4 separate regions of the Mus musculus genome follow, and regions 1, 3 and 4 are each linked to region 2. The links are chromatin loops, found by intact Hi-C in ENCODE. Cell type or tissue: left cerebral cortex. All regions are shown on one strand. Links, peaks and the distances in the headings refer to the core of each region. The heading gives the core; the rest is flanking DNA.

Region 1 (7,831 bases), core at 2,883-5,382, 220 kb after region 2:
ATGGAAAAGAAAACTGCTTGAAAAATCAGTAAACAGAAGATCATAACGAGTGGCCATCTATTCATTTGGGGTAGAGAGCTGCCACTGAACTCGGGCTGGCTCTGGTTTTGGTTAATGGTTTTATCAGTAGCTTTTTAAATAAACGTTTTAAATAGAATTTTCGAATACAACTGCACAGGGAGAGTGTGCCTACAGAATGAGGACCAATAGCTTTTCAAAGAGAAGACTCCAGTAGGCAGGAAGTAATGGGGATTTTTTTTGTCCCACAGATAAAAATTCACTCCAGAAAATAAGACTGTGACTATAGAATAACAGTCATTTTACTAGAGATGCCAAAACTCACAGTGCAAGTAAACTCTGTCATCTTGAAGCCACCTTGAAAAAAACCCAACTGTCCAGCAACAGTTACTGTTCAGGATCTTTGGGGAGTTCATCTTTAAAATTGCCTTAAGCAAATCAGTGCCAGTAAACTTTAGTATTCTCTGTGAGCCATATAAGAAATGTGTCTTATCATAAACTGTTCTACTTAATTTTTCCCTATATTTTATTTGTAATAAAAATTATGTTTCCTAGCTTCTTCATTAGACAATGCCAAATAGCCTTTGGCTAGCTCTAAACCTAAACTCATTCTCAAAAAAAAGTTGATATATTTTTATCAACTTAGGAAATACAGCGTAACATAAATATAAGGTTTCCATACAAAAATTGTACTGTGTGCGTGTCCCTACCGTGGGACTCTTAGGATACCATAGAAACTAAGCAATGATCCTTGCTCTCAAGGCATGCCCACTCAAGCATGTGACTAGTTATAGGATAGTATAATGATGCTCTTGTAGATATATATGCTGAGAATTCTACAACAGCACACAGGGGATCTCGCTGGCTCAGCTTAAGAATGCATAGAAAGAAAATCCAGTGCTGAAACTTGAGCTAAAACATCCAGAGGAAACCCAAGAAATGATGTTCTAGCAGAAACAAAATGTTGTAACTGTCTAGTACTTGGGATCCGACATTAGCTCCCTAAAGGAGGGATGAGGTGCTGGTCAGCGTTAGCTAATGAAACCGGGGTGTAGGAGTGCAGAGTCAAGAAGAGCACCACAAAGTTCAATTATGAGCACCAAAGAGCTTGAATTTAATTCTCTAAGCACTTCGGAGGCTGTGAAATGGGAGAGTGCACATCTGTGACTGGAAGAATATAACTAGGAGTCAGGAGAGAAATAATAGGTTTGTGAAAGGAGAAACTGGACCATGGGAAGTATCTACATGGTTATTATAGTGCCCTCTGATCAAGTGTCAGCCTCCACCACTCCACTAATGGACCTTACAGTGGTAAGGTCTCTGTGGTCAGTTTTGGAGCCTTATTGCTTCTCCCTTGATACATTGGTTTTTTCAATTGACTTCCAGTAAAGTCTGTTCTTTCAGTTTCTCCATGCCTTATCTGGTCCTCTCTAGATGCTGTCTGCTCTCCTCAAGCTCTTCGTGATGTATCAGCCCAGGGCCCCACTCCTCATCTCTTTTTCTCTTCTCTCTGCTGACTTTTTGAGTTACACTACACCTCACAGCAGTGAGTACTAAATCTTAAACAATTCAAGTGCTCACCAGTGTGAGAGTAGGGACCTAAATGGACATCTGGACCCACTGGGATGTATCAAAGCAGTCCAAGGAATTACAGGGAGTTGCAAAAATTGTGAGCCAGAATTTGTGGTGCATGACTGTAATCCCAGCATTTAGGAACACTGAAGCAGAAAGATTGCTAAACAGTTGAGGTCATCCTGGTCTACTTGGTGAGTTCGATGGCTCCCTGGGCTAGATAGGAAGATTCTGTTACAAGCAATAGAACAAACTTGTGATGTATAAGAATAGAAAGTAAACCTAGGATGGTAAAAGAAGGGTATCTGTAAGAGCACAGGAGAGTCAGAGAGAAACAGGAGCAGAAAACGCTGGGATTTGGATATGATTCAAAGATGTCAGTAAAATATTTAGCAAGCTATGAGAGGAAAAGTAGGAGCAGAGAAAGCATTCAGTGGTTAAGAGCACTAAATGCTCTTGCAGAAGACCTGGGTTCAATTCCCAGCACCCAAGAAGACTTTACAACTCTCAGGTCAGGGGATTCAATGCCCTCATTTGACATCCACAAGCATGCATGTGGTATATATTCATACATGCAGGCAAAACACTCATACACATAAAATAAAAATAAGTAAATATTTTAGCTGGATATGATTGCAGGATTGGGAGAAAAAGGCATATAGATTTCTATAACCTCAAAGACAACCTGGTCTACACAGTGAGTTCCAGGAGAGCCAGGGCTACATAGTCAGCCCCTGTCTTGTAAAACAAACTAAGAAAACAAAATTACAAATAAACAAAAGAAGAAAAATTCAACACAATGAAGACAAGTATGATATTTATTTATTTATTTATTTATTTACATACATACATACATACATACATACATATACATGATTAAAAATACTCAGCTAAGCCAGAGAGGTGACTCAGAGGTTAAGAGCACTGGCTGTTCTTCCAGAGAACCCAGGTCCAATTCCCAGTGTCTACATAGCAACTAGCAGCTGTCTTTAACTCAAATTCCAGGGGATCTGACAAACTCACAAAGACACACATATAGGCAAAACCCAACGCCCATAAAATAAAAATAAATAAATCACTTTAAATAAAGAAATGCTCAGATATAATGTAGGAGGTAAAAAACAACAACAGCGGGGAAAAAAACAAAAAACAAACAAACAAAAAAACAAGCACTGCTGAATAATACTGAAAAACTAAGTATTTCTGAGTAGTCTTAAAAAAGCAAGTATGGCTGAGTAGTGCTGAGTCTCTTTAAAGTGAGAGTTAACTCTTAGTCCATTTCCTGAACATGTGCTCCCAGAAGAAGACTCCAACAGTAGCTACTGCTCACCTTCTAAAGCCAATCACACCAGTTTTTCCAATAGACATTCTCGATGCCCCATCTTCCTTTCACTATCTTAGTTAGCTTCTAGAACCTGCCGTGTAGCACTTGTTCAGATGCTCGCCAAGAACTTGGAATTCCATTCATATAATTATGTCTCCCTCCTCGGATTTAGGTATATATTTTTATTGTTTCATTTAGCTTTTTAATTATCTTTGGTGAACATTGAACTAAAGGCTTTGGACACACAAAGCATGCATTATACCACTGAGATGTAGTTCCTAGCCTCTCTCCTTAGATTTAAAGGAAAGTTTAATATATGATTTTACACACACACACACACACACACACACACACATGTCTTCTGTGAATCAAGTAAATGCTGCCCAGATCATTCCATGGATTGTTCCCTATTAAAGTACGCTTGCATCTGGGGATATTTAGATGCTGTACAACTGGACATACAGGAGTCTCTAAAATGTATCCTTCTTGATTGACTCCTTCTCTCAACTCTTTCTGCATTTGCAACTTGCCCTGCCTCCCCATCCCCACCTCAGGTCAACCAGACCTTCTGTTTACTTAGACTCCCAAGGATGCCAGACTTTCAGGGGAGGTCAGGAAAGGGGAGTCTGGCAGATTGGAGCAGAAAGGTGAAAAGGCCCTTAAGGCAGTGATACCTGTGTGGTTGTGCACAGTCAGACTCCTGGAATGAGTACCTCAAAAGAAAGGACAGAGGGTTGTCTGTGTGGTGTGTGACGTGGGAAGCTTCTCAAGATGAAAGCATGAGAACTAGTCATAAAGTGGCCAGGCAAGGAAAAATACCTCACTGTTCTCCTAAGCACGGAAGACCTGGCAAGGGCGAACCATGTGGGATGGTGTTTGGTTGACTTTTCTCCTTTTTTATTAGCTCTCATTTCAAGCTGTTGAAAAGTGTAGCCCTTGCGCCCACTGAACTACTGTTTTTCTCACTGGGCACCTGGTTTGGTGGGATGAGAAGAATGGGGGTGGGAGGGAGGTGGCAAGAAACTGTGGAACGGAAGAAGAGAAAGCACACTCTCCTCACTGACTGTATCACTAACCTCAAAGTTCTACGTACTGTCCTGCCATGCCTACTGGACTAGAGAGCACGGTAGCCCTGGTAAACAGAGTTCATGACATAGGAGGAGGAAATCGGAGCTGGGCACAGTTCCCCTGCTTTATCATAGAGACAACTGCAAACATTCTAGAAATGAATTTCCACTCTGCCTGTCAGGGGTTATTTATTCTAATTTCCCACCCTGCTCTTGGAAAACTACAAAAAAAAAAGGGGGGGACCAATCACCCTCTGAGTTGGTCAGAGCCTCATTTGTTCTCAATGAGGAGTCACACATGGGCACACAACTCACCACCAGCACAACTGGTGCTGACGATTAACCCAGATCAATAGTCTCAACAGAAAAGGTCAAAGGTCCAATGGGCTCTGGGAACCCCAGACCACATTACTCTCCACCTTGACCAGCTTGACAGACAAGCTCAATTGCTCTGGCCCTTTCTGTGGGTTAGCAAAGAACTTTGAGCTTGAAGCAAACATTCCTTCCTTTCGTTAATGCTAATAGCAGAAGTAAATAATAAGCAGAACGAGAATGAGACAGAACAAAGGCTCTCGTGGCTGACTCTTTTTATAAAGGAATAAACATTACTTTGCATATTTTCACTACTGACTTCATTTTACAGTAATGAAGGCTTTATAAAAATGCCTCTATATGGTACATGGAGGGTTGTATGCCTGAGAGAATACTTTAGGGTGTGGCAAGGCATCCCAGGTCCAACTTTTGGAGGACTCTCACTATTGAACAGACACAATTTACACATTTTTTTAAAAAAGTAGGCATATATATATATATATATATATATATATATATATACACACACACACATATATATGTGTGTGTGTGTATACATATATTGATATACATACATACTTAATTCAAAATCTCCTTATATTTCTTTTTCAAAGGAGTGGTTATGTTTTTAAGTCAGGTTCTCACATGGTAGCTGAGGCTGGCCTGGAACTTGATATGTAACTAAGGATGGCCTGGAACTTACAGTAATGCTTCTGCCCCATCTACATAGTGCTAGAATGACAGGTGTGAGCCACCATGCCTTGCTCTATATTATTTTTTGATTATGTGTTATAAGACATCGCTATATATTTTGTGTCTTAAAACAATTTAAATTGGCCCAGTCATGGTAGCCTATGCCTTTAATCCCAGCACTCAGGAGGCAGAGGCAAACAGATCTTTGTGAGGTTGAGGCTAACATATTCCACGTAGAGAGTTCCAGGCTAGCCAGGCCTATGCTGTAATGACCTGTATCAAAACAAAGCATAACAAACAAACAAATCAACAACCAATCCAAATCAGTTGCATTACAATCCTGTGGTTTAGGAGCCTGGCACAGATCTCGTTGTACTAAAATCAGGAGTAAGGAGAACGGATGCAGTCCTAGATCGCTGAAGAAATGGCTTCCCATCTTCCCACCTGCACTCCTTAGTATTCTCCCACACTTACAATTCCTGCATCTCTGCTCCTTGGACTTCCTCCTTCTGCTTCTGAGTGCCCTTGCTAGCCCTATTTTAAGGTCAATTTATTCACAAATTTCCTTCCACTGCAACCTTAACTTTCCCCTTGCTAGGTAGCTCCACATAGATGTAGACAGGAATTAGGAAGTGGATGTCTTCACCAGCTGTTCTTATTCATTCTTTCTTACAGTCATGGGGGACCGGCTTCCTTCTCTCCAAAACTTTCCACCTCACTTCTTCCCTCTGAAAAGTGACTACTGCGTAAGACCAATTATAATAGACATTACATAAGCCTTAAAAGAAATGCAACTGCTGACAAGTGAGAATTTCAGTAAACCTATTGTACATGAGACAGATAATTATATTTTAAACCAGTAATGCCAGCAAACATAATGCAAAACAATGCTGCACGAGTTCTGAACATTTGGATAGATTGATAGACCTTTTAAAAATCAGTTTTAAGGGCAGTTTATTTTCTTCTTCGTTTCCACTGAAGCATACAAAATGTATTCAATAAATATGTAGCAGAAGGACAATCAATCTAATATCGAAGTGACTACAGAGTTAATGCCAGGACTTGATTTGTGTGCTGACATTCCAGAGTATAGAAGACTGAAGGTCAGAGGCTCTGGAGAAACTCCGCATAAAGAAATCCTCAAGCTCCTATGTACAAAGAAAGAACCAGCTTCATGCATCACAAAGGGGAAGATCTAAAATCAGAACTACTCCTTTTTTTTTTTAAAGAAGTTTGACAAGATTTGAAGTAAGCTTTATTCCAAACTCCAGAGCAGATGACATCATGCACATAATCAATATTCATAGTAAGGAAATAAAATAGATATGCATTACTATGTCCCCCCAATTTCCTAATGTATCTTTAACTATAAACAGGATAATTTAAAGTCTTTGTATGTAATAATACAGAAGGGTAAATAACATAAGTATCGTAGAGATGGGAAATTGTTGAAACCCACTGTGTACTAAGCAAGCGATACATTTCACCATATTAAACCCTGCAACAATCTGAAAGATGTGTGTTAGAGAATATGAACAGGACATAGGTTCTAGGAAGAAAAATTATTTAACATTTCACATCTAAATCCTTGCCTCTAAAGATTAGCTGATAACATACTGACTCACCAAAAAAGATGTATGAAATAGTTCTTTGAGCACTACATAGAACTATATAAAACAAGGAGTGATGTCAATAATATAATTAAATGTTGGAATTAAAAAGGGGTCCTTTTTAATTTAGTCTACAGTAAGGACTCAACAAATCTTTACAGTAGTAAGTAAATGCTCCTTGCTTAGTGTTATACGTTTTCAAACTTCTTTTAAATATCCTTATTCGGCAGGCTTTGCATCTTTTGGGCATTTAGCTGCTAATGCTCTACAAATCTGGGCAGCCAAGGAAAACGCAGATGGTCCCATGGAACACAAACCACAGCAACATATGGTATACATTTACTTCTAACAAAGTGTGCTTCTTAACCTCTGGGTGTCCCTCCACCATTCCTTTATAAGGCTACTCATTCCTAAGGAAAGTTCAGTTTGCAGAAGTGGGGCAATGAACCCCACATGTGCTGTGTGGCCCTTCAGATGTACAGAAAATGTCGGAATACCTGTAAGCAAGTGCATTTAACACCCTCTTCCTGGCAGTACCTTATGTATCAATAAGCTGTCTTCCCAGACAGTAAGCCCCATGAGGGCAAGTGCCACACCTGATCTCCTATCTGTCATATATGTGTATGTGTGTGTGTATATATATACATATATATATGTAAACTTTATAAATTGCTCTTGTACATACGTTGTCTCCTACTTACATTGTGACATGATGTCACATGTTCCAGAGAAGGCTTATGGAGGCTAAGCAATTACCTAAAATCACAAACTAGCACATAAAAGTCTTCCTTTGGTCACAAAAGGAAAGTCTTGTCTGCTTGTCTTGCATGACTTTATTTTCTTCTAAAGTTTTCAGTGTAATGGTCACTGTTTATTCATTTCTTTATAAAAACAATTCTTCTTAAGTGCTTAGTGTACATATTGTATGGCTCTGATCTAAGGACTTTATAATTAACCTGGTTAATCCTCTTGGCTACTTCATGAGACAGATGCTGTTTGTATTCCCATTCCCTGCTAAGGAAACTAAGGAACAGAAAGAAAAACTGACCTAAAATCATAGGGTTGGTCAATAGCAGGCTCGAATCCCGGAAGTGAGGTTCCTGGGTCAACCTCATCAACCACAAACTATTCTGCTTCAGTAAGGGTGAAGGGAGATCCTTGCCTGTGAGCAGTACGTTCAAATTGAAAAAGAAAGAAAAGAAGAGAAAACGGTGCTTACTCTTCTCTTTGTGGTT
Region 2 (7,831 bases), core at 1,869-4,368:
TGCAGATGGGTTTGTGGGAGGTGAAGAGAAGAGGAAACAGTCCTCAGAAGGGCAGACACAGGAGCAGGGCAGGGCAAAATTAAGTCACATGGACAGAGAGATCAGGAGTACCATGGCTTCTAGAGATGAGCCCAAAGGTAGGAGGGGGAACTGGAAGGAGAAACAGGAGTCATTTTCTTGTACATCTCACTCATATATTTTTTTCTTAAGAGGATAAAATGCTCTGGCTCATAGCAAGTATACAATGTTTAACTGGTGTCTTGCCAGTGTTTGCTGTCCTGGAGGCACTAGGAACCAAAAAGAAAAAGAAAAAACAAATTAGACCATCCTTATACTAAAAGATCTCACAATTTCCCATGTAGCACAAACAAATGTGTGCAAAAATATATCCACTGTCATGTATTCATTCAAAACATAATATCTACCGTCCCCCAGGCCTAGGAACAATGTAAAATCAAGAGTTGTAGGTGTCAAGCAGAAACACACCCACCTACCAGGGATCCAGGTAGGTCTATAAAGGCTTTGGGTGAAGGACCAGAACTGGTAGAGTTTAAGAGACGTGTGCGGGCCTGTGAGGATATTTCAGCTTTCTGTCTATGCAGGCACTTGGTCTGGGAAGTTAGTGCCAGCAACTCAGACCTGATTTAAATAAGGTCCAAATACAGGAACTTTCAGTGTTTAAATATTGGCAGCAAATCTTAACTTTTTTTAAAAAATATCTTGCATCTTAACAAAGCACAGATCTGCAAGCCGCCACATTGTCACCTAAAAATAATCACAACAGAACCTCACTGCTCACCTTTGCCCCATCCTGTCATTCTACATAAGTCCCTCCCCCGTCCAGAGGCCCCTCCTCAACCAAGCCATGTGCTCCACCCTCTTTCTCGCCCCATCTTTTACTCCTAGCCAGTCTGTCTGTTTCCTTCCAAAGAGCCTGGTCCAAAGGCCTTCGCCACGGCCCCTATAAATCCTTCCTGCGTTTCATCATGGCAGTCTGCTGCATACCTGTTTTTCTCACTCAGACGAGAGGAAATAAAAAACTAATTTTACAGAACTCAATCCAGCTGGTTAAGGAGAAACAAAACCATATAATCCACAGATTAGTCCTTCATAAGGTGGGGCTTGTGGCTTTTCATATGTGTTCCTCTTTTCCCACCAGCAAGTTTATTACCCCATGGAGCCAGATCTATTCTCCTCACAAAAATTTATGGTTATTTTGAGTTTTTAACTGTCCTCTTCCATACATCTAATCCCTTATTCCTTTGAAGTTGGGAAAGCCTGCACCAGGCTCTTTCGTGGACTGGGATCCATTATGAGCTGTAAGGTCAGTGATCGCGTGTAAGCAATCAGAAAATATAAATTGCATGTGCACACACACATACCCTGTGTGTATAAAACTTTCTAAGTGTTACTTCTATGAAGATCTGTTGGCAAAGATAACTTCTGTAGGTTTGTCATCCAACCTCAAAAGATGTTTTCATTTTTAGAAAAGCTCAGGCTTTTGTTGCAAAGATACGAGACATCATAAAAACGATTGGAGGTGACTGGCCAGTCTTTTGTTATATCTCTAAACATAAGACAAACAATAACGTAGGGGCTTTTTTTTTCCTTTTATTTTTTTTTTTAAAGAACTCAATATTAGTCACAGTAAGCCTGAACATATGGGAATAGGTGCGGGCTGGGGAGGAGGAGGGGAAAGCCGCTCACAGTTTTTTTTTGAACCTTTAAAACTGGAAAAATATGTGTCCCTGCTTTCTGTATATGCACATAATGTAAAATTTCATCAACCACAATATTTTAAAAGACAGAAATCATGAGATATATCACATCTAAATGGAAATATCATCTAAGGAAGGCACCATTTATCAACATCACTTTGAAATGCGGTGGAGGATCTGATGGCATTATGTAGATCTCAAATATCTATGGGTGAATGAAATTGGGTAACCTTAGCAACCCCAGGTACATCCATGCAGCTATAAATCAAATGTCAGCACTCGGAGCTATGCACAAAATAAAGAAATAATTCTTTGAAATATTCATAACGCCATGCAGTGTATTATTTTGTAAGTCTGTCCCCATTATGCATTTTTGAATCTAACTTAAAAAAATAGATATAACATTTGCATAAATCACCACCCCCACCTATCCCACCCACCCATCAACCCACCAACTGACATCCATACTAGCTAGAAAGAGGCAAACCTGCTCTGTGGTCTAGTGGCCACAGCAAAATTCTGCTTCTTGTGTATGAGAAAGAAATTTTACACACAGGCAGCTAGTCTGACAGCAACCCAAATGGTTCTATATTGATTATTCCATTAAAAAAATAACAACTAAATAAGACATGAGAATCTGGCTGAGAGTGTCTCGAGGTGGGTACATTTTTGTATGTGTGAAAATAGGGTGTGCAACTGTTCACACACTAAAACTGGAAGAGAATTGCTTTAAAAAAAATAAATAAATTCTCCCTGGCAAGGAAATACATGAGTCTTCTGAGCCTGTCGATAAGAAATTGTGACTCGTGACACAAAATATTTTCGTTTTATTTATACCTGAGATTTCTTTTCTTACATCATTTCACTTATTGGGAGGGATTTTTAGATAAGTACAGTTATTAATAGCACATTTTTAAAGTTCTGCTTCTGCCCTTGTCCCGAACTTGTACCACAGCGCCTGCACACCATAGCACCTGTGATGGGTTCCAAATCCTTGAGATGGTACAAGCTGTGACAGAGGACTCAGTGTGGTTCTAAGTCACACAGTAACACTACACTATTTTTTTTAAGACTGTGACACTCATAGGGTGGCCAGTGGTTTGCTATAAAAGTTTTACAAACATGGTCAACCTAAACTCCAACAGGGCCAAGTGGTATAACGGCTCAGGTACACTCTGAGGTGACTGCTGTAGGAAACCTTGCTCTTCCTGCACAATTAGTGGAGTCGAGTGTCATTTTATAAATGAGCGTTCTTCCTGTCTGACACACTGAATGTTGCAGCACCAAATGAGGAAGGCTTTTACACCAGAAATTAAACAAGCCATTCGGAGGAAAAGCACCCCGTTTGTCCTCGATCTATTATTTTCCAAGTTGCCATACACCTCAGCTGTATTAATTGTTCTGGACGATAGCACATGCTTCAATGAAAATAAATTACTTTATTTCTATTACGCCACTAATGGCTGCGCCGACTTAATTTCATTAGCTCGGACCTGTTGAGAGTGTTCAGATTTCCATAGCAGGACGCACTTAAAATGAAAAGATCCTTTCGATTCTCAATTAACAGAATCACTCTCTTTCAACTGAAATGAATGTTATTGAAACCAATTAGCATAGACTGGAAAATCTCTCGCTAATGAGGGGAGTGTGGGTTTGTAAACAGCAATGAAAAGATGAAATTAGAGGAGAGCCTCTTCTCATTGGCCTGAATAATTACATGCTTAGTTGCCTAATTGTCTGGCGGAAGGCACCGCAGTGATAGTAACAGATTGCCATGTTCATTAGGCGGCAAAAGGCCACCTGCTGCTCCGCTTCATTTTCCTGCCGTCGATACACACGTGTTTATCCCTGGGGATTGATATTTGGACACAACACTAGCTGGGAGAAGCAAATGAGCTTGCCAATATGCTGCAATATTGTGTCCTTTATGCCAAGATACGGAAGCTTAATGTGTCAAATAGAATGAATAAAGCCAACAGTGATAACGAAGTTTATGAGGAGACTGACCTCCGAGCAGGCTGGGTGTACAAGTGTAAACTGTGTCGAGCTCAGCCTCTCGGTACAGATGTTTTCTTCTGGCCTGAGCGGCTCCAAATTATATAGTACAAAAGATAAATTACAACGGTTAGGGCCTCGGCGATATCTTAGACAATGCGGTAATGAAAGCATGCGATGTCACTGGTAGAATTGAAAACAAATGTTCGGTCCTCAAGGCAGAGTGTTAGTGGAACAGCCTTGTTCCTATCGCCTCGCCTCGGTGTGGACACATCAAAGAAAGGTCCCTTTGTTCCTCAGCTAGCCTCCCGCGAAGCTCCCTTGATTTCTTCATTGTTGGTCTACGCTTGTTTTCGTGCATCCTCCACTGGCCTGGGCCATCCATTACACATGGTCCAAAGTTCCTCTACCACCCTGAGGTTTCACGGTCCACAGGCTACGACAGGGAAACACAGAGTGCTTGGGTTTTGTTTGTGATGTCAACCTTTTGTATACATCATCATTTTCATACCTGGCTATATTGGAAGGGGCTTCAATCACTTAAGGCTTCCCCTAATAAAATGAGAATTTCCTTTAAAAAAAAAATGAGTTCAGGAAAGTTGGCAAGGGCCTCCCTTCTGCACTCGCCACAGCCGCACCTTGAGTCAGTCTGAGAATGACTGAGTAATGAGGCACCTGGACCAGCTGCGTGCCAGAAATGCAAACCTTCAGCTCTCAGTCTAAACGGGGTGCAGACAGGCCCACCTTCTGCTTTTCAGGTCTGCTTCTATTAGTTTCCAACATTTAAAAACACAAGATTTAACTTTAAGAGCCTCATACCCAGCTTTCCTGAGCCTTCCTGAGGACTTGAAACCACCAACCCCGAGACAATGTAGTGGATATCATTAGTCATGAGTTTGCTACAGTCCCCACCATCCCCTTTTATAACCCCAACAGCCAGGTACAGGATCAGTTGCCATTTCCTATCATTGTACTATACATTTTTTATTTTAACATAATATCTTACTTATTCTTCCAAAATTTCATACACATGTTCAATGGATTTTGATCATATTAACCTCCCACTCCTCCATTCCATCTCCTCTCAAATTTGACCCCTATCCCATGTTCACAAAAAATGCAATAACTCCTAATACCAATATTGGTTCCAAATGTGAGGCATTGCTCAAATAAATAATAGATTTTTCTGAGGAAATAGTCATCTTGGGATTGAAGGTATGGCTTAGAGGTAAAGAGTTTGTCTAATTTGTGAAAGGTCCTGGGTTGGATCTCAGCATCAAAACAACAACAACAACAACAACAACAACAACAACAACAACCATGTTCTAGCCAGCCTGTCTCACTTGTTGATGTTACCTACCTGCTTTGCTTCTGCAGGCCTTGCTGTTGCTGTTCTGCATGAAGTCTTACCTCTTGCTTTCAAAACAGACAAGGGTCATAATGACAAAGAGGAGGAGGAAGAGAAGGAGGAGGAGGAAGAATAAAAGGAAGAACTGAAAATCAGAGAGCCAAGATAAGCAGGAAGTGCATTCCAAGGTCTCCATCAATAGTCTTCCTCTCTGCAAGACTACCTGTCATGCAACACAGAACACTGAGAATCCTAGCCTCAAGGCACATATTCAGATGCACACACTGACAATCACAAAAGAGACATAAGACACCTCAATGTGTATATACAGCATCAATGGCGAGCCTGTTCTACTAATTACCCACTATGGGCATCAGCAGAGGTGCGGAAGCTGGCAAAGGGGAAGGAATCAGCCAAGAGCAAACAGGGTAAATGAGGGCTTCCCAGACCCTTTTAATTTGAGAAAGAAACGGAAATTGAAATTTTGGCATCTGTTGAAACAGCGATCATCCTGGTGGAATCAAGAATCTCACAAAGGCTGCTTGCAGAAATCAACTGTCATGTGCATTTCAGCAAATGATGACATGAGGGAGCCGGGCATGGGGAAGCAGTCCTGTGGCAAATCCAAGTCCTGGATGAGGCCCGGGGCCTGCATAGAATCATCTAGAAGCCTATGCTTTCTAGTCAGGGATCCCAAATTTAATAATCCCTTCCAACCTATCAATCAATTAACACTTGCTGTGTGATTCCAGTATGGATGGACATATGTCAGAGCTGGTTAAAATGAATAAAGAGAACCGGCTGGAGACAGTCCACAAGAGGATTAGAGCCAAAGATGCCCAGCCTTGGTTGTCTCACTCAGCTCCATGTTGTTCCAAATTCTGCCAAGGTGCATTGAAAACTCTTCAAAAATACACTCCTTCGAATTACTTAATCACATGCTTCCCCCCAGATCTCTTATTCATGTATAGAGTGTTCATTCTCAACAACAGTAATTGAAAAATGTAAAATGTGAAAGGCACATTTTCACTATCCTTCCTGCCATCTATTATGATTTTGCTGTCTGGCTTGCAGCCCTGTAGCAGCCCACATGTAGGGGCCCCTCCTCCCACAATTCCATCATTCCCTGGAGATGCTACGGAACCTTGGTGCGGATGCAGCTTTCCTCCTTCCTGTGGAACCTCTCAGCACTTCTAGCCCACCCCGATTCCTGTGGGTAAGCCCCAGATATCTAGAAACACCCTCTACCTGAAACTCCCAGTGGCCACAGCAGACATGGACTCGTGTAATTAACTTTCAGTCTCCCCCTGGTCCTCCATTATGGTCTCTTCTGTCTCACCGTCAGCCTTCAAGCAACCTGCTTGCAGATGTCCGTCCTACCTCATCTCTATTTGCTGGAGACTCCACCTCTTGGTACAGACCCAGGGTCCTCCTTGCCTGTCTTCTCTGTCTGTCCAGATTATTTGTTGTTTTACTACTGTCTGTTTTCAGGAGCCCCTCCTCCCACCACACCCCCAGCTCCCTGGAGATCCTGCCTCTAGGTGTAGACAGAATCCCCTTAAGTCTTTCCCAAAGCCTCCAGGGTCTTTGCTCCTAACCTATCTCTATTTTTCTCTGCTACCTACCAACCTACAGAAGCACCCTGAACTAAGGAACATGCAGTCGCCTCGATTTCAAAACATCCAGAGAGGACAACAGAGACCAAGGAATGTAATTCTAAGGATGACAAGACTACATATCAACATCTAGAATCACCTTCATCATCATGACTCCAGATGCTTGGACACCAGAACAAATGTTAACAGTCAACACAATCTGCCCCCTCTTCCAGAACCTAGTAAACCTACTACAGTGGGCCCTGAGGAATGTAATATAGCACAGGGTAAGGTCTTCAAAACAGCAACCACGGATATGTTTAAGGATATGAATAAATTAATGATGTCTGTGAAAATATAAACAATAGAATTAAATAATGAAAGCAATTCAAGACATGAAAGGAGACTTTAACAAAGAAATAGAATCATTAAAGAAACCCCAGACTATAATAAGACTGGAAATAAAAAATTTAGGAAGTCAAATGAAAACCTCAGAGGTACGTCACCAACAGAGTATAGGACGTGGAAGAGAAAATCTTGGGCACAATACAAAATAGAAGAAATGAAGACCTTGTCAAAGAACGTTAAAAAAAAATAATTCAAGCAAAAATATCCAGGAAATCTGAGACAATGAAAAGGCAAAATCTATAAATAATATAGATAGAATAAAGAGAAACATGGGTCGAAGGCTCAGAAAATATTTTCAGCAAAATCAGAGAAGAAAATTTCCTCAACCTAAAGAAGGAGAAGTTAAACAAGATACAAAAAGCATACAGCACAGCAAAAGAGAAACAGCAAACCAAAAAAAGCACACAGCACACCAAAAGAGACACAACAGCCCCAAAAAAGGACACAGCACACCAAAAGAGAAACAACAGACCAAAAAAAGCACACAGCACACCAAAAGAGAGACAACAGACCAAAAAAAAATTTCTCACAACACATAATAATTAAAACACTAAACATATGAAACAACAACAAAAGAAGATTAAAAGCTGCAAGAGGAACCAATGAAATAACACATAAAGTCAGATCTGTTAGAGTGCATTTTACTTCTCAAGGATAACTCTGAAAGCCAGGAAGTCCTGAAGATGCTCTACTAACTCTAAGAGAACACGGATGTCAGCCCAGACTAAATGCCCAGCAAAGTTATCAATTAAAATAGATGGAGAAAG
Region 3 (7,831 bases), core at 382-2,881, 240 kb after region 2:
AGTAAAATTTAAACAGGAACATATATTCTTCAGATGGGAAGGTGGACTGGCTTTGTCTGTTGTCACCCCCAGAGTGGATTCCCCTCAAAGTTTAGGGGCTTCAAAGGAAAACAAATCCAAATTTCAAGTTGATTAATAGACTTAATATAATGTCTCTTTCGCCCCCAACTTTCCACTTAATGGCCTAAACAGGAACAGACCGTGTTATAAACAAGTTAATTGCTTGCTTAAATTTGTGATTCTACGCATGCCACATATTTTCTTAATTGGAAAAATATGGCAGCACACCAGTTACTGCAGTACCGAGTGCCAAATTAATTTTTAACTTTGAGTTGATGGACGCTTCACCGGTTAGATAAAGCCTTTTTCTAACACTGCTCTCTCCAAAAGTCTCTCTCTCTCTCTCTCTCTCTCTCTCTCTCTCTCTCTCTCTCTCTCTCTCTCCATCTCTTTCTCTCTCTCTCCTAAAGTACTGCACGATTCTAGCCAGTAAAGAAATTGTGTATGTAGTGTCCTCGTCGTCGTCCCCCACCCTCTACTCCTCAATTCCTCCACCGAGAGGGAATCACCTTGGCCTGGACCTTTGGCTGGCTCCTACCTTAACTGTTCAGTAAGAATGTGAAGTTTGGTCCCCAAGATCCGGAGATTTGGGGGCTTTGCAGAGTTACAGTGGTTTTGATGGCAAATCTAAAGAAGGGCAATGTCGTGTGGCTCTCCTCTTTCTCTCCCCTCCCCTTCTCTCCTTTAGGCTTAGGAAAGGGGTTCTGGCAAACTCGGGACTACGGGCTAGTTACAACCGGCCTCCTAGTGAGCCCCTGCCGCACCCCTTCTCGCCGCGGGCCACACAAACTTCGCCGTCCCGCAGCGCGGCCCCATCCTCCCGCTCGCGAAAAACATATTTCGGTGCAACCGGAGCGACAGAGAAGGGTGCGCGAAACCCCACGCCCTCCCCCACGCGAGGACCCCACCCACGACGGAGCAGTCTGGCCTCCTACCCCTCCACTATCCCGGTATCTCCCAAAGCTGGGGTCCAGGGCCCTCTGCGATGCCGCCCTCCTCCCGCTCGGGTCCCGGGTCCTCTCCCGCCCCGAGGATAAGGGAAGGCAGTAAGGGGAACCGCGGCCGGGGGCAGGCCGTTACCCTCCGTCAGCCGCGGGCTGCCGGGCTCCCTGCTCCGCTCCGCGGCTCCCATGTCCAGCTCCCGGACGGGAGAGCGCCCTCCTCCAGCTCCTCCGCCTGCTCCTCCTCCTCCAGCACCTCCTCCGCCTCCTCCGCCTCCGCCTCCGCCTCCTCCCGCGCCGCCGCCTCCGCCGGCCGCCCGGACTGCCGGGCTGCTGCGGTCGTCGCGGCCCGGCTCGACGCAACCGGGCTCTTTGGCCCCGCGCAGCGGCCCGCTCTCTAGCACCTCCCGGTACGTGATGGCCTCCTTCTTCTCCTTCACTTTCTGGTCAAAAGACTTGGAGACGAACGCCGTAAGTTCTTCCATCGCGGCCGCTGCCGCCGCCGGTCAACCTCGCGCTCAAGCTCTCCCTGCCGAGCCCCGCTCTTTTTTTCCTCCTTCTTTTTTTACTGCTCCAGCCCCCCCAATAATAACACATCAATGGGGCAGGGGGATGGGGGAGGAGAGGGAGGAGGAGGAAGAAGAAAAAGAGGAGAAGAAAGAAGAGGAGAAGTAGAAGGAGAAAAAGAAGTAAGAGGAGGAGGAGGACGAGGAGGAGGAGGAGGAAGGAGGGGGTAAAGGGGGAGAGGGGGGAGGAGGGAAGGGGCGGGGGCCGCCAGAGGGAAATGGGAACTGATGCTTCCCTGCCGGAGTGCGCGTGTTCAATGTTAAGATCTTTGACAATTCTTCCTGCGGAGAGTTCAGATCTGATAGCGACGCAGCTCTTGAAGTCTCACTATTTATACTTCCTAAAGGCGGGCCTCTTGTTCTGAGTAAATTACCTCCCCTCGCAACTCCTAGTGAACCCCTTCGCGGGTAGCAGGAGCGCCACTACCTGGGGTGGGGAGGAGAGGGAGTGGGGACGAGAGAGAGAGAGAGAGAGAGAGAGAGAGAGAGAGAGAGAGAGAGAGAGAGAGAGAGAGAGAGAGAGAATATGAATATGAATATTGAGGATGGAGGATCCAGGCTGGAGTCCACCGGGCTGGAGAGGGAGGGCAAGCAGGGGACCAGAGGGGGCGGGGAGAGGAGGCAGGTCCTCAGCGGTCGGGTTTTCTGATAGCCTCGGCCGCTGGTGCTCTTGGCCATTAATCCAGGATTGACAAGAATCCCTAATTAATTTAATTAAGCGTGGATTTTGCGTTGGTGTCACGACTTAGTAAAACACTGGGGAACTGGATAGACTTCTCGGAGGCGGGGCCAAGAGGAAACTGACAAGTGCATTGCAATCAGAGTCAGTGGGTATCCTCAGAGAGTACCCGACCCTACAGCCTCGCTCTGGGTGGGCATCCCAACTGCTCGACCCTACAATGATGACCCCTGGTCTCTGGCCCAGTATCGGGCTCTCTATGGTTAATAGGCCTAGCAACCATTCCAGTATTCCGTTCCTGCACCCTTTCTTGCTCCAAGCCGCTGCAGCTGCACAGCGGTGCATCCGGTCTTCACGCGCCTGCTGCGAATGGGGCTTCATTGCAGCACCTCGGAAGGCTTCACCTCCTTTTAGGATCTTCCGAACGCGCAGCCAGCCTCACTGAGTACTGGTCCCTGTAATTCACTCTACTACTTTGGAGTCAAAGCTGACTCCCATAAAGACACATCCCGCTAGAAGGGGTTGGTCGATTTAACTTGTTTCCTGAGCAGCTGTTCTCTGCCAGATTCGGTCTTAAGGTATTTTCTTACAGCCCGGTCAGGCGCAGTTCCATTTCGATTTTCTCTATGAGGTCTAAGGGTTCTTACTCCTTTTCCTAACAACTCCCTGCACCCTGCCCTTAATTATTTAGCATCTTGGGGGGCATTCTAGTTCGATTTCCTAATTCTGAAAAACAAAAGATGACTACTTTTTGAGTTCTGCGGAAAAAATTACCGATGTTGCTTGTCGCTCGACTAATTTTTGTTTACCGTGGACTGTGAAAAAAAGACTCACTCTTTGGAGGGGGGAAAACAACTCTCTTTCTGATTTATAACTTAAAAACTGTATATTTGACAATTATTTTATAAAAACTCTTAATTATATGGGGGGGGGGGACATGACTGTCTCCTCTAAGCCACGGCTTGCTGTGTGATTTGTAGCTATGCAAATACTTATTTGCTCACACAAAAGAATGTTTACATATGAAATGTTACATTTACTTGAATATGTAAACAAATATACCTCTTTAAGTGGCAGTTTGGGGGGGCATTTTCAGTATACTGAATATTAATGAGTTTTGTTTGATGTTAAAAGATAATGTTTTCGTTCTCTTGGATCCAGTACTCAGTAAAAATGAAAGCAGTTACAGGCCATTAATATGTATATCTTCTACTTATTGATTAGAACAACAAAACACACTTAGCCAATAATTTCAGAAGTTCTACCCAAACAACCTAAAACATTGGTAAAGAGAACACAGAATTGTGGTACATAATGTATTCTCAGTCGAGAATTTAAGTGTAATTTAAGACGTTCCATAACTTCTTGTAATACTAACTACATTGCACATTTAAAGGACATGAAAATAAAGCTTATTAGAAATGTTGCTTTACTTTTTCTTTGACATTATCCTTCCTTCTAGAAACATTTCCCACCCTGCTTTTAGGACAAAGGCATACCTTTACATGGTTAACAGCGATTGCATTAAACATTTAGGTATTATTGAAGTACATGAACTCTTGCTTTTATTATTTCACAAGACTCAAAACCTTACTGCTTCCTAACTTCTATGAATTTAGGAGCAATGTCACATTGAGCATCGGTCTGCTATCTGTAACACTGTAATTCCGGAGAATAATCACAGAATTTTACTCTTTTGTGAAACTGTTTAAAAAAGATCATTTAGTAATGGGATCCACTAAGTTGACATGGTGTTTCAGTAGCTTTCAACCTCTATGACGAAATACATATTCGTAAACACCTCCCAAATAGCCCCTGCTAGAAGCCTGGTAAGAGATCAGGAGACCCCCAGACGCTTCTTCATCCTTTTAACCACAGGACTTAAATACAAACGCTTATGCCATCTTCTGTACTAGAAGGATGACCACTTTAAAGGTAACCAGAGAAAGATCAGGCATGACTATCCTGTAATTTGAACCAATAGATTTCTCTATTATTTCATCTTCTTGACTCATTCTAACTATAGGGGTGGTAGATGAAGCAATGATAAATCTCCAGTGTCTGACTCCCATTTGTGTAAAGGAAGTTTAATTTAAAATTTTTATTAGCATATAATTGTATGGTTTTCTTTATGAACTTTTCACATATGGAAACATACACCTCTTCTGTTAGCCTCTTATATCCCCCCCCCCATTCCCTTCCTCGCCATCCCCAATAGTCCCTCTTTTAGGAAGTTTCAGTTTTAAGAAATTAAAAGTTTGGAAATTGTATTAATAAAAGCTATGAAGTATGATGTTTCACCAAACAGCAAATATTTTCCTGAGAAAAGACATTTCAAAGCCTTTATTTTATTTTATTTTATTTTATTTTACTTTGTCAAAGTTTTGAAAGGAACATTGACTTTAAAACTCAGGAGACAGCCTATGGACAGATACAAAAATAATCAGGACCCCCCCCCCCCAAGAGTTCCCCCAGTTTTTGAATTATTTAAAACAAACATGTAGTGTTGTGGTTTTGTTTTAAAAGAGTCCCTCAAAACTGGCTAGTTAAGGTCCAGTTACTTTCCAGGAATAAACCTATACTGGAAGTGAGTTCCATCTCAAATCTCTGTGGAAATCTGAACCTTAGTATCTAGCTAACAGTAGGCCTGAATCCAAGTTAATATTTTATATATCTCCTCATTTTTGTTTCCTTATACTAAATCATGAAAGAAAAGTCATACAAGGAAAATATTGTATATTACAGAAAATGCCACGTTTCTTTAATTTCGGTAATAGAAGCTTCTTTCTTTCTTTCTTTCTTTCTTTCTTTCTTTCTTATAAATCTACCCATTTACTTTCTCTTCTAGAGGAACCTTCTCCTATCGGGCAGATTTCTTCCTCCTATCTAACAGTTTCTTTAATAGGAGAAACTAATTGCTTCCAATCCGTGAATGCCTTCACCTTCATGGCAGGAAAAAAAAAAAAAACCCACCGATTTTAATGTATTTTTTTGCAAATAAATCATTACAGTTTAATCACACACGACTCTATGCAGACACACTCCCATGATTTATTATTGTTGGGCGAATTTCCACCTCGCTCAACAGGAACTAACCAATTTTGCTCTACGCGGATGTCTTAAACATAACTTCTTACGATGTAGATGTTTGCTGATTATCTGTGACGATAACGGCGAATACTAAGGCAGTAACATCCCATAGTACCACCTTTATTGCTTTTGGAGAATAAGAAAATCCAATTATGCAAACACGCAAAACAAACATTAAACAAAAAATTGGCGGCATGACAATCCACTCGCTCGGCATTCCTAATGGTCCAGCAGCCTGCATCGACGCACTCGACAGCTCGGCTGAAGCTGCCTGGTGCTGGAACCAGGAAGGCGCTGAGCTTAAATTGAAGCAAGTTCTGAGGACGCCGGTGGCGCCGTGGTTAGAAGAGGGGGTTCCAGGTCCCCACGTCGGGAGGTGCGAACCCGAAGGTCGAGCCAGGTGATGCCGGCGTCCAGAGCTTGGGGGCGGCGCCCGCGAAGGAGGCGTAGCGAGGCCCAGCTCTGCGGGAGGCGGCGTGGGGCCTGGCGCAGTCTGTGGCCAGGAGCTCGCCGAGGGTTGGGCCTGGGCCCGCGGCGTGCGGTTTGTAGCCGTGCGCATGCGCCCCGCACCTTGCAGGGTCCCAGCCTGCTGGCTCTGGGCGAGGGGGTCGCCGGAGTGGTCGCGGGTGGCGAGCGGCCGCAGGCCCCAGGCTTGGCCTACAGTGTGGAGTTGATGTGGAGAGGTAGCCCCCAGTCCGCGGGTCCCGCGGGTCCTCGATCGCCGTTCCTCGGATTCCCAGTTGTCCTTCCTTTTTAGCCAGGTTCACTCTCACCTCCTCCAGGTAGTCGGAGCGAGGGGGAGGCTGTGGCTAAGTGTGCACGGAATCCCCACCCCTTCTCCTGTCTATCGGATGCTTGTTGGCTGGAGAGAGAATACATGGTTAGACAGACCCTTCCTGTCTTGACATATACACACATCACTTTAAACAGTCTGTGAATTTACCTTCTAGACTTTTGGTCATGTGACCAGATAGTTAACTCCTGAACTCATTCACCTTTCTCAGGAGTTACAATGGATGTTGTCTGCCCTCGATTTTAGGTTATTATTAATGTAATTTCTGAGTTGTATTTAAAATGTTTATTGAGGGGGGGGGGAAAGCTCTAGATTTGCCAGCAGCCCAGTTTTGTCCCTACTAAGTACTAGGTTGTTAAATAAATTCACACATCATGTGCTGGCATATGAAGGTATTCGAGTTGTCATCTTTGAACTTAGATGTAAAAGCTCCCAGTGAAGTAGCTACGTAGAGTTTTCAGGTTTTAAGGAGTGGAGCAGATGTGACAGGTACAACCATGTGGGGAAAGCAGCTCTCCTTTGAGAGCTTCTCCAGTCTTAGAGTTTATGAATATTCACTTTCTTTGCAGACAAAGGAGATTTCTTGCTAAGTGGTAGCACTTTATGACTGTATGTTCAATAAGAAGGCTAAAAATGTCTGAAGCTGAAAAAGACAAAGGCAGCTGGCACTTGTCTGTTAATTGGCCTCGATGACCCAGTCTCTACATATTCAGCGTGGAGAGTTGTGATGTGAATTGGTTGTCATAGGGTTGTTGTAGTGCATTTACAGATAACTTTCTTCTGGTTTCACTCCCAGAATATGGGAAGGAAGTCCTGTGATTTGTTAGTTTAAAAAGAGACACTAAATAATCTACAGAACGTTGTTGCAACAGTAGTTTTTTTTCTAATTGAAAATAATGTTATTTGTATACGATACATTCTGTTTTTTGTTCTTTGTTTTTCCAGACAGGGTTTCTCTGTATAGCCCTGGCTGTCCTGGACTCACTCTGTAGACCAGGCTGGCCTCGAACTCAGAAATCCTCCTGCCTCTGCCTCCCGAGTGCTGGGATCAAAGGCGTGTGCCACCACGCCCGGCTGTATACAATATATTCTGATGATGGTTTTCCCTCATCTCCCAAACTAACAAATAAAGAAAAAGGAAACTAAGAAAGCATGAGAAATGTGTACACACACACAAACCATAATATACAAGCAAAAGATCGGTATGGTTTACAAAAATGACCAAACAAAGCAATATGAGAAAAAAAAAAAAAAGTTTCCAAAAAGATCTCTGTGTTTGTTTTATGTTGGCCATCTACTGCAGGAGATGGAGCCTGCCCTTAAGTGTGGTTTGTGTACCCTTGGGAACTAATTGTTCCTTTTCCAGCAATTGTTGATTGGAGATGACTTCTTGTTGGGGATGGGAGCGCTTCTGGAGCACTCCAACCTCGATGCTGGTATCCTTTCTGGTTTGGACCTGTGTGGGCCCTGTACATGTGTCATAGCGTCTGAGTTCATCATATGTCAGTCTTAACAGTGGTGTTTTGACAGAATTCTTTTTCTTTTGAATTTTGCCTTGTTATATCTGAATTTTTGCCTCTGTTCTTACAATTCCTTTGGATGGTTCTCTGTTTCTGGATTCCATAGTATGTTAAATAGTGTTCACCCTAGTTTTACTTTTTGTTTTGTTTTGTTTTGTTTTTTCCAGTGTCTCTGGCAGCCC
Region 4 (7,155 bases), core at 3,700-6,199, 230 kb after region 2:
TTCAGTAAGAAGAGCTTTTCCTCTTTCATGTAAATTAAAGGGGGTTCTAAAGAGGCTTGCTAGAGAATTGGGGCTACAGGTTGCTTAGCCCAAGGTATCCCTGTTTAAATAGCTACATGAATTGAAACAAAAACAAAGATTACTTGAATAGATACACTTTTGTGAGATAAAATGCAAATGTTGAAAGTCAACCATTAGTTCACACATTATAGCCAAAATAAACTTTGTTCGTGTTTATCAACATATTATACACAAACCTAGTGTCTGTACCTAGCTGGGTATCGTTTAAGGTGAATTTGACAGGATAGAGAGGAGGGGTGGGGTGGGAATAAAGCATTGTCCTCAAATAGGACTTAAACTAGCAAGAGGGAATTCACGAAAAGGTAGAGAACAGATAAAGCGCCTATCACGATGCCCTGCAGTGTACCTTCGTGACTTCATTTGCTCTTCTCTTTTCTTTGCCCATATTTCCTAACAGCCTCCGTGTTCTTGGAAGACTCAGAGTGTATTTTACTCCCTTATGACACTTTTTTTTTCCCTTTGCCCCTTGGGATCAAAGGCCGGACAAATTATATATGGATTCACATCAATTTCCAGACGCTTTTCATACTGAGAATGAAAGTGTAGTGAGTGCACGTGAGAGTGGGAGGGGAGGGGACACCATCAATGGAATACTAGTAACATGCAAACCAGAATTGACTGTCAGCAGTCTGGACAGTTCTGCCATAATGTAAATTTCTCAGAGGAATCACTGTCTGTGGTATCGCTTTTTCTTTTCTTTTCTTTCTTTTTTGTATGAACGTCCTTTTTTCCCTCCTCGTTTTCACACTGTCTTCCCTCTTCTTGCTCTTCCATACATGGTGTTTTAAAACTCAAAGCATCAGATTCAACGTAAAAGGAGGCCCGCCTCTCTTATCAAATGTCTCCTATTAAAGTGAACTTCGCAGAAAAAGGTCAGCTTCAAAACCTGTGAACTTCCCAGCTGCGCTTTTTTTCCATCTTAATTCTTTAAATAAGTATACCTCTTCCTTCTGTTTTGTTTTCTTGGACCATTAAAAAAAAAACATACATTTTAGTTGGTAAATCCCTCCCTCCCCCTTTCTCTCAAGATTCATCCAGGTTATTTTTCCGTATTTTTATGTACAAAATAATTTTAAGAATTGTTTTTGCTTCGTCGTTCTCTCTCTAATTCCAGCCAAATAGCAATATGAAACAAGCTCCCTTTCTCGTTTTCTTTCTAGTTTGTTCTCTATTCTTTTTTGTTTTTGCTCATTTGCTGTTAGCAAGATTTTATTCCTATGAACGAGTCCATCGCCGCAGCTGTGGCGCTATCCACTTCTCACTGTGGCCACACTCCTTTGTCCAGTCTCTATCCAGACTTCCCCAAACCCGCTCCTACAAAGCCGAATTTTAGTCCCAAGGGCGGGTGGGCAGGAGCCCCTGGGCTGGTGGCCCTCGTGGGATCCCGGGTCCAGCGCAGAGTCCCGCCCTGGGGATCCAGGGTGCAGAAAGAAAAGGCGGCAGTCAGCGGGGAAGGGACAGGCCTGGGCGACGGTCAGAAGCGGGTGCGGGAGAAGCCGGTCGCGGAGGGCGTGCAGGATCGCGCCGCTTAGGAGGCTCCACCGACCGTGGCGCTGGCGCCGGCGTCACAGACCCAGGGCGGCCGCGTGCTTTTTAGCTTTCAGTCTGAGATCCGCGATGCTGGAGTTCTTGCTGGTGGTCTTGGCGGCGGCGGCAGCGGCCACCACCGAGGCGGCCGAGGCCGAGTCCGCGGCCAGCGTGGCCAGCGGCAGTCCGAAGGGCGGTGCCGGGAACATCATGTAAGGCGCGTGCGCGGCCAGGTGCGGATGCAGGTGGTGGTGCGCGTGCGCCACGGCGCTGTCCAGCTGCAGCTGCGCCTGAACCTGAAAGGACAAGGGCGTCACGTTGCAATGACTATCCTAGGGTGACAACAGAATAGAAACAGAACATTAAAGGCGTCCAGCTTGGCTATGGGGAGAATTGGGGTGCGCGACAGGGAAGCAACATTTGGCAAAGTATCTGTTTGGAGAAGGACGTTATAGGCTTTTTGCTAAATCTGGAACACCACATTGGTACTCTAGTGTCCCATCTCTACCCTCAGATCATGACGAGCATGTTTCCTTGGGTTTCTAGTCCCTGACTGCAAGAATGAGGTGGTCCCTTCGGGGACTGCGTGGGTGAATACGTGATCTTGATGTAGCCCCATGGATCACCCACCTCATCATCTTGGAGAGGTTGGGGTTAAGGACTGCCATCCTCTCCTGTCTTTGTCACATACCCCTGGACACACTACTAAAACAAAAATATATAACTTTTTCTTGTCGTTTAGGGGAGCTATTGAATCTGCAGGTCTTAACTTTTCCTGCTGTAGGGATCATGTTTAAATACAGATTCTGAGTCAGTAGGTCTAGTGTGTTGGGACTCAGACTAGGTTTCTAACCACCTTCTAGGTGAGGCTGATTTTGCTGGCCTGAAGATCTCTACCTTCTTAGGTAGGGCCAGTTTCCTAGTAAGTTCTGGCTCTCTTTCTTTCTACAACTATCCTCCTTTCAAGTTCCTTTCCAACAAGATCCAAGAGTCCTGTAGTGAGGGAGTCCTGGGCTCTAACTCTAATACTCAATAGATAAGAATCACCTGAAGTCTCCCCACTCCGGAGTACTGGTGACTGAGAGCTCATCTATGACATTACAGTCTTGGTGAGTAAGGATGTCTGCTGAAGATGGGTACGGTCAGACAGTTGCTAGCAAAGGAAAGGATTTTGCCCTCTAGCTTAGAGAGTGGGGACTTCAGAACACTGGGATTCCCTAGGATTACATCATTGCTGCAGGCTTTCCTTTTAAAACGTTATTCTAAAGACTTTTTTTTTCCCCCTCAGAAATGGATTTCTGAGATAGGACAGCCAGCCCTGGGAAGACCAAGTCTTCCCTCTTTATTAGAGATGAAACTTTTTTGTTGTTGTTGTTTATTTTTTAGGATAGCTTTTTAAAAATAAGTCTGAATTGAGAATAGTTGCATTTATTTTTCTTCTGCCAGAGTCACTTAATGTGACTAAGGGATTAAAAAAAAACTATCTAGAATGACTATTTAGAGGATTGCTTTTATAACACCCTTGGACCAGCCTCTGTATTGGATTTGATCCCAATCAAACGCTGTTTCTCCCTCTCCCCAGGTGCCATCGTAAATGCAGTTTTTAAAGGACAGGTTGCTCCCCTCAGGCTCCTATGAAGACAGAAAGGACTAAATATTCAAGGCCTTGACACTGTATAGGTTTTTTAAAGGGGAGTGGGTGCTCTATATAGTCTTGAAATTGGTTCTTCAATTGAAGCAAAGAAACAGGGTCTGTTCAGCAGTCTAAACAAACATCCAGACCTTTTTACACTTAAAAAAAAAAAAAAAGCTTGTAGCTAGGTTGTACTTGCCTGCTGAAATGGCATCCTTAAAGCACCTACGTTGACATAGGGTGCAACTCTACAAGCTTCAAACTGGCTAGCGGCTCCTATAAGGACACCTATAAAAGCAAACAAAAAAAAAAAAACAAAAACAAAAACAAAAAAGGGAGATGAAACATGAGATGTGAGGTAAACATTTCTAAAATAATTTCCAAGGTGCCAAGTGGTAGCAAGTCATTTCTGGACTGTCATTTTTCTAAGTTATTGTGATAGTTAAAATAAGTTGAAGTTTGCTTCTAAGTAGTAGAACTTTCATTAACTGCCCAGAAATTTTTCTTAAATCATGTCCCATTGTCATCCTTAGGATGTTCTTTGTCTTAGTTATAGCTATACCCCAAACCCACTTCTACTTAATGATAAAATGAATTATGAGATATACCTTTGTGAAGTTGATTTTCCTGTTTTCTACACTTAGCTCTTCGATTTTGAAACCAAACCTAAAAGTTGAGGAAAAAAAAACCATAAACTGTGATATTTCAAAACATCTTAAATTATAGTAGTACAATGGGGGGGGGCAGTGTTTGGGAAAGTCTTGGGAAATAAAAAACAAATGTTAAATTGTACAAACTAGCTTCACTTTTCAAAATAAAAATGTAAATCAAGAAATACAAAATAAAATAAAAACAAAATAGAAAGATTTCCTAGACTCGTTTTAAGGTAAATTGTTCCTTGATAAATTACTACTAGTTCCGGTTTCATCTTTCCACATTACAGAGTCCCAGGGGTCCAAAACACTCCCTGGTACCTGACACCAATGTGATAATGGGTTTAAATGTTTACCCAGTTAAGACCCAAGAAGAATAGACTCAGTAATAGCCTGTAATATTAATTAGCTTCATCTTGAAGAAAAGCAAACAGTAAAGCAAATAATGACTCTTATTTTGGTGGGGGAAGGGACATGGGGGTGGTAATTAGTGTCATAAAAGCCTCACTACAAAGAAGTTTAGACTTTCTCTGTCCCTCTGTGCAGCAGAGTGTAACACAGTGACAGAATAATTGTGCCATTATCATGATAATCTAATTTGCTCCTATAGAAAAAGCCACTGCTTGGGACAGTAGGAAAGATTCCAGGAAATAGCTCCTATAACTTAAATGAAAGTATAAGGAGGGGAAAAAAAAGAGCAGTAATAAACTTCATTTTTAAAAAAAGAGTGTGCCACAAAAAGGAGATGCATCAAGTAAACCCTGGATATGATCTTCTTAAATAACTTGCCAACTTTTCAAATCAGTGTGACAGATTTTTTTTAAATTCAAATAAGGCTCCAATAATACAGTTTCCACAATACAGCATATTGATTGATTCACAAATTAATGTTTAAAAAAACCATGAAAGGAAAATATTACTTCAGAGCCTTTTTCTGGTAAGTTTTTGAAATCAAGTGCCACAGTCAATGTAAATCTTCAAAAATCCTCCTGATATTGAGTATAATAGAAGGGTGGATTTCATGCCAGGGTGGCATCCTTTGTGTGACTCACATGGCCTGAGGCTTCTTGACTCTTTTTTCCCCCCTAGAAGAGTTGGAATGGAGATACTATTACTCACGGCTGCAATAATTATCACGGTTTTAAGGGGTTGCGGAGTCTCTAGAGAGCTCAGCACAGGCTGCAAAGCAGAACAGGCTTAAAAAGGGAAGGCTCTAGGATTGACGTCGTGATGACCAAGGCGGCCTATTATTATTTTTTCTCTGTCCACTTTACTGCTCTGTTTTTTCCCCCTGATCCTATTACAAGATGCGGGGAAGCCCCATAAGAATTGTGCATAGTTCCTTACAGATGGTGGTCTCTCCGCCCAGAGACCCAGGGAGTATCTGTTACAGCGATACTTTGTAACAGCTGCAGATGTTCTAGCCTAAAACTGCTCCATGTGTTCAAACAAATAATGACCATCATTTTCTCCCAATTTTATTATTTGAGCGGAAATACAATCTGAAACGTTTAAATTTGTTCCCTATAAAGCTGGAAGGATATGTATGTGTGTTTATAATTCCTCCTTTAGATTATCCTCAACCCCACCAATAATGAAAAAAGCTGCAGTTCTGACCCCAAGTGATATTCTGAAGGCCAGGCTTTGCAAACATCAATAATACGATGTGTATGTTGTTTTAAAATGGAGTTTTCATGGGTTCAGGTTCTTTGCGTTGGTTAAGTGGAGGAACAAAGGGTGGGCAAACATATTCTATGCCCTCTGTTTCTCGCTCAGTTAGAGACCGATCCGCTAGCAGTACACTGTAAATTTTTGCACTTAACAGATGCTAATTTTCTTTATAGTCTGTACATCCATAAACCTAATTGGTATATCCGTTTGGCAAACCTAGACCCTCAACGAAACCCAACTCCAGAGAGCAAAATACTCGTTGTAACTTTTAAGGCTTCAGAGATAAAACGTTTTCTATGGCATTTTTTTTAAGGCTTATAAAAGTAGGCCCATTAGGATTAAACCACATTAAAGACAGCGAGGGGCTAGGGGGGTGTGGTTAATAGAAACTCTGGGAGCAAGCCCAGCACAGCTTTCTTTTTCAGCGAACATATGTTGGCTTAGGAGTGAAAGGGGCTACGGGATCAAAACCCATTTTAGAAAATAAGATCTTTAGAAAAGATGTCCCCCCCCTTTTTTTTTCATCTCACACCAGACACCTGCAGCTTCCCCGCAAACATTAGGTATAGCACTCTGACTTTCAGGACCCAGCCTCCACCTCCTCGCAATGGGGGTACCTGTACTCGGGCCTCAGAGAGCCCCAGTCGCTGGCTCAATTCCTCGCGCATGAAAGCGTCTGGATAGTGGGTCTCATCGAAAAGCCTCTCCAGCTCGTTGAGTTGTTCCAGGGTAAAATTGGTCCGACTTCGCCTCTGCTTGATTTTGGTCTGGCCTTCGTCCTCCATCCCTTTCGCATCGTCTTTGCGATCCTTCAGTTCAGGGGACACTGAAGAGGGCACCACGGAAGGACCACACGTGCGTCGGAGCACGCACCACCACACACACACACACACACACACACACACACGAACAAAAAAAAAAAAAAAAAGCAAGACAGTCTCATTACCAGATTTTTCCAGAAGGCTAGAGACTCCTAAACCCTGGGAGCGCGGGATCCCTGTGAAGACCTGGAGAGAGGATGGGGTCTCTGAGACCCGCAAAGTCTCGTCTGTATAGCTGCCTGGGGACAAGGTGGGCACGCGGCTACCCAACTCAACTGGGGTCTTAGCTTACCCTCTCACTACCTGTTCCCTTCCCTTCTGTCAACACCAAATGCATTCCTGACCCTATGGCACTCACTGACCCACGCACTCACGGAAATCAAAAGCGCTGCGCGGGCCTCTCCCAGAGCCCGGTCTCGGTTAAAGGGCGCGGCAAGGCCACGCGATGGCCTCGCACGCCAGCTATCCCCAGAGGGCTGTTCCGCTGTCCCGCCAGCCTCTGCTGCCTCTGGCCCTTTGCCTCCCGCAAACTTGCTGGTCTAATTTAGGAACAACTGGGCCCGCTGAAAGGTTGCAGCAGGAAAACGAGATTCTGGTACAGCGCTGCGCCGAAAGCCACGTCCCCGGGTACCCAAGGGCTCGGACCAGACCCCTACGGATGGTTCCATCAGCAACTAGGCAGTCCCTGTGCTCCCTGCCAGACTCGGGTCGGATTGGCACAGGCAACCACGCCATGTTGGCGGCCTGGATGACTGGCCGCCCACGCTGG

The links. Peaks named below come from ENCODE experiments on the same cell type or tissue, not always from the same donor. Only the 100,000 strongest peaks of a DNase experiment are listed, where the experiment ranks them.
Region 1: it touches region 2 in a loop (2.5-fold over the local background); 4 of 42 quality-filtered maps call a loop at or near these places.
Region 3: a loop joins it to region 2, with 3 times the contacts of the local background. A loop is called at or near these places in 4 of 42 quality-filtered maps.
Region 4: a loop joins it to region 2, with 6 times the contacts of the local background. A loop is called at or near these places in 5 of 42 quality-filtered maps.

Annotation. Positions count from the first base shown.
Region 1 is chr3:66,960,732-66,968,562 of GRCm38, forward strand. No RefSeq gene overlaps it. Among named protein-coding and RNA genes, the nearest start is that of Shox2, 17 kb to the right of the region's middle. In left cerebral cortex, for the core only: no CTCF peak of the experiment used is centred there; no DNase peak of the experiment used is centred there.
Region 2 is chr3:66,743,397-66,751,227 of GRCm38, forward strand. No RefSeq gene overlaps it. Among named protein-coding and RNA genes, the nearest start is that of Shox2, 230 kb to the right of the region's middle. In left cerebral cortex, for the core only: no CTCF peak of the experiment used is centred there; DNase peaks (open chromatin) are centred at 2,990 and 3,613.
Region 3 is chr3:66,980,071-66,987,901 of GRCm38, forward strand. Shox2 (short stature homeobox 2) reads right to left here and starts at 1,701. Exons shown (of 5, transcript NM_001302357.1): 1 at 1,141-1,701. The coding sequence starts at 1,486. Rsrc1 (arginine/serine-rich coiled-coil 1) reads left to right here and starts at 5,592. Exons shown (of 10, transcript NM_025822.4): 1 at 5,592-5,736. In left cerebral cortex, for the core only: no CTCF peak of the experiment used is centred there; DNase peaks (open chromatin) are centred at 1,484, 2,155 and 2,723; H3K4me3 peaks cover 223 bases.
Region 4 is chr3:66,972,004-66,979,158 of GRCm38, forward strand. It overlaps Shox2 (short stature homeobox 2), which reads right to left. Exons shown (of 5, transcript NM_001302357.1): 2 at 6,183-6,391; 3 at 3,850-3,907; 4 at 3,441-3,529; 5 at 1-1,904. The coding sequence ends at 1,647. Among named protein-coding and RNA genes, the nearest start is that of Shox2, 6.2 kb to the right of the region's middle. In left cerebral cortex, for the core only: no CTCF peak of the experiment used is centred there; DNase peaks (open chromatin) are centred at 4,989 and 5,552.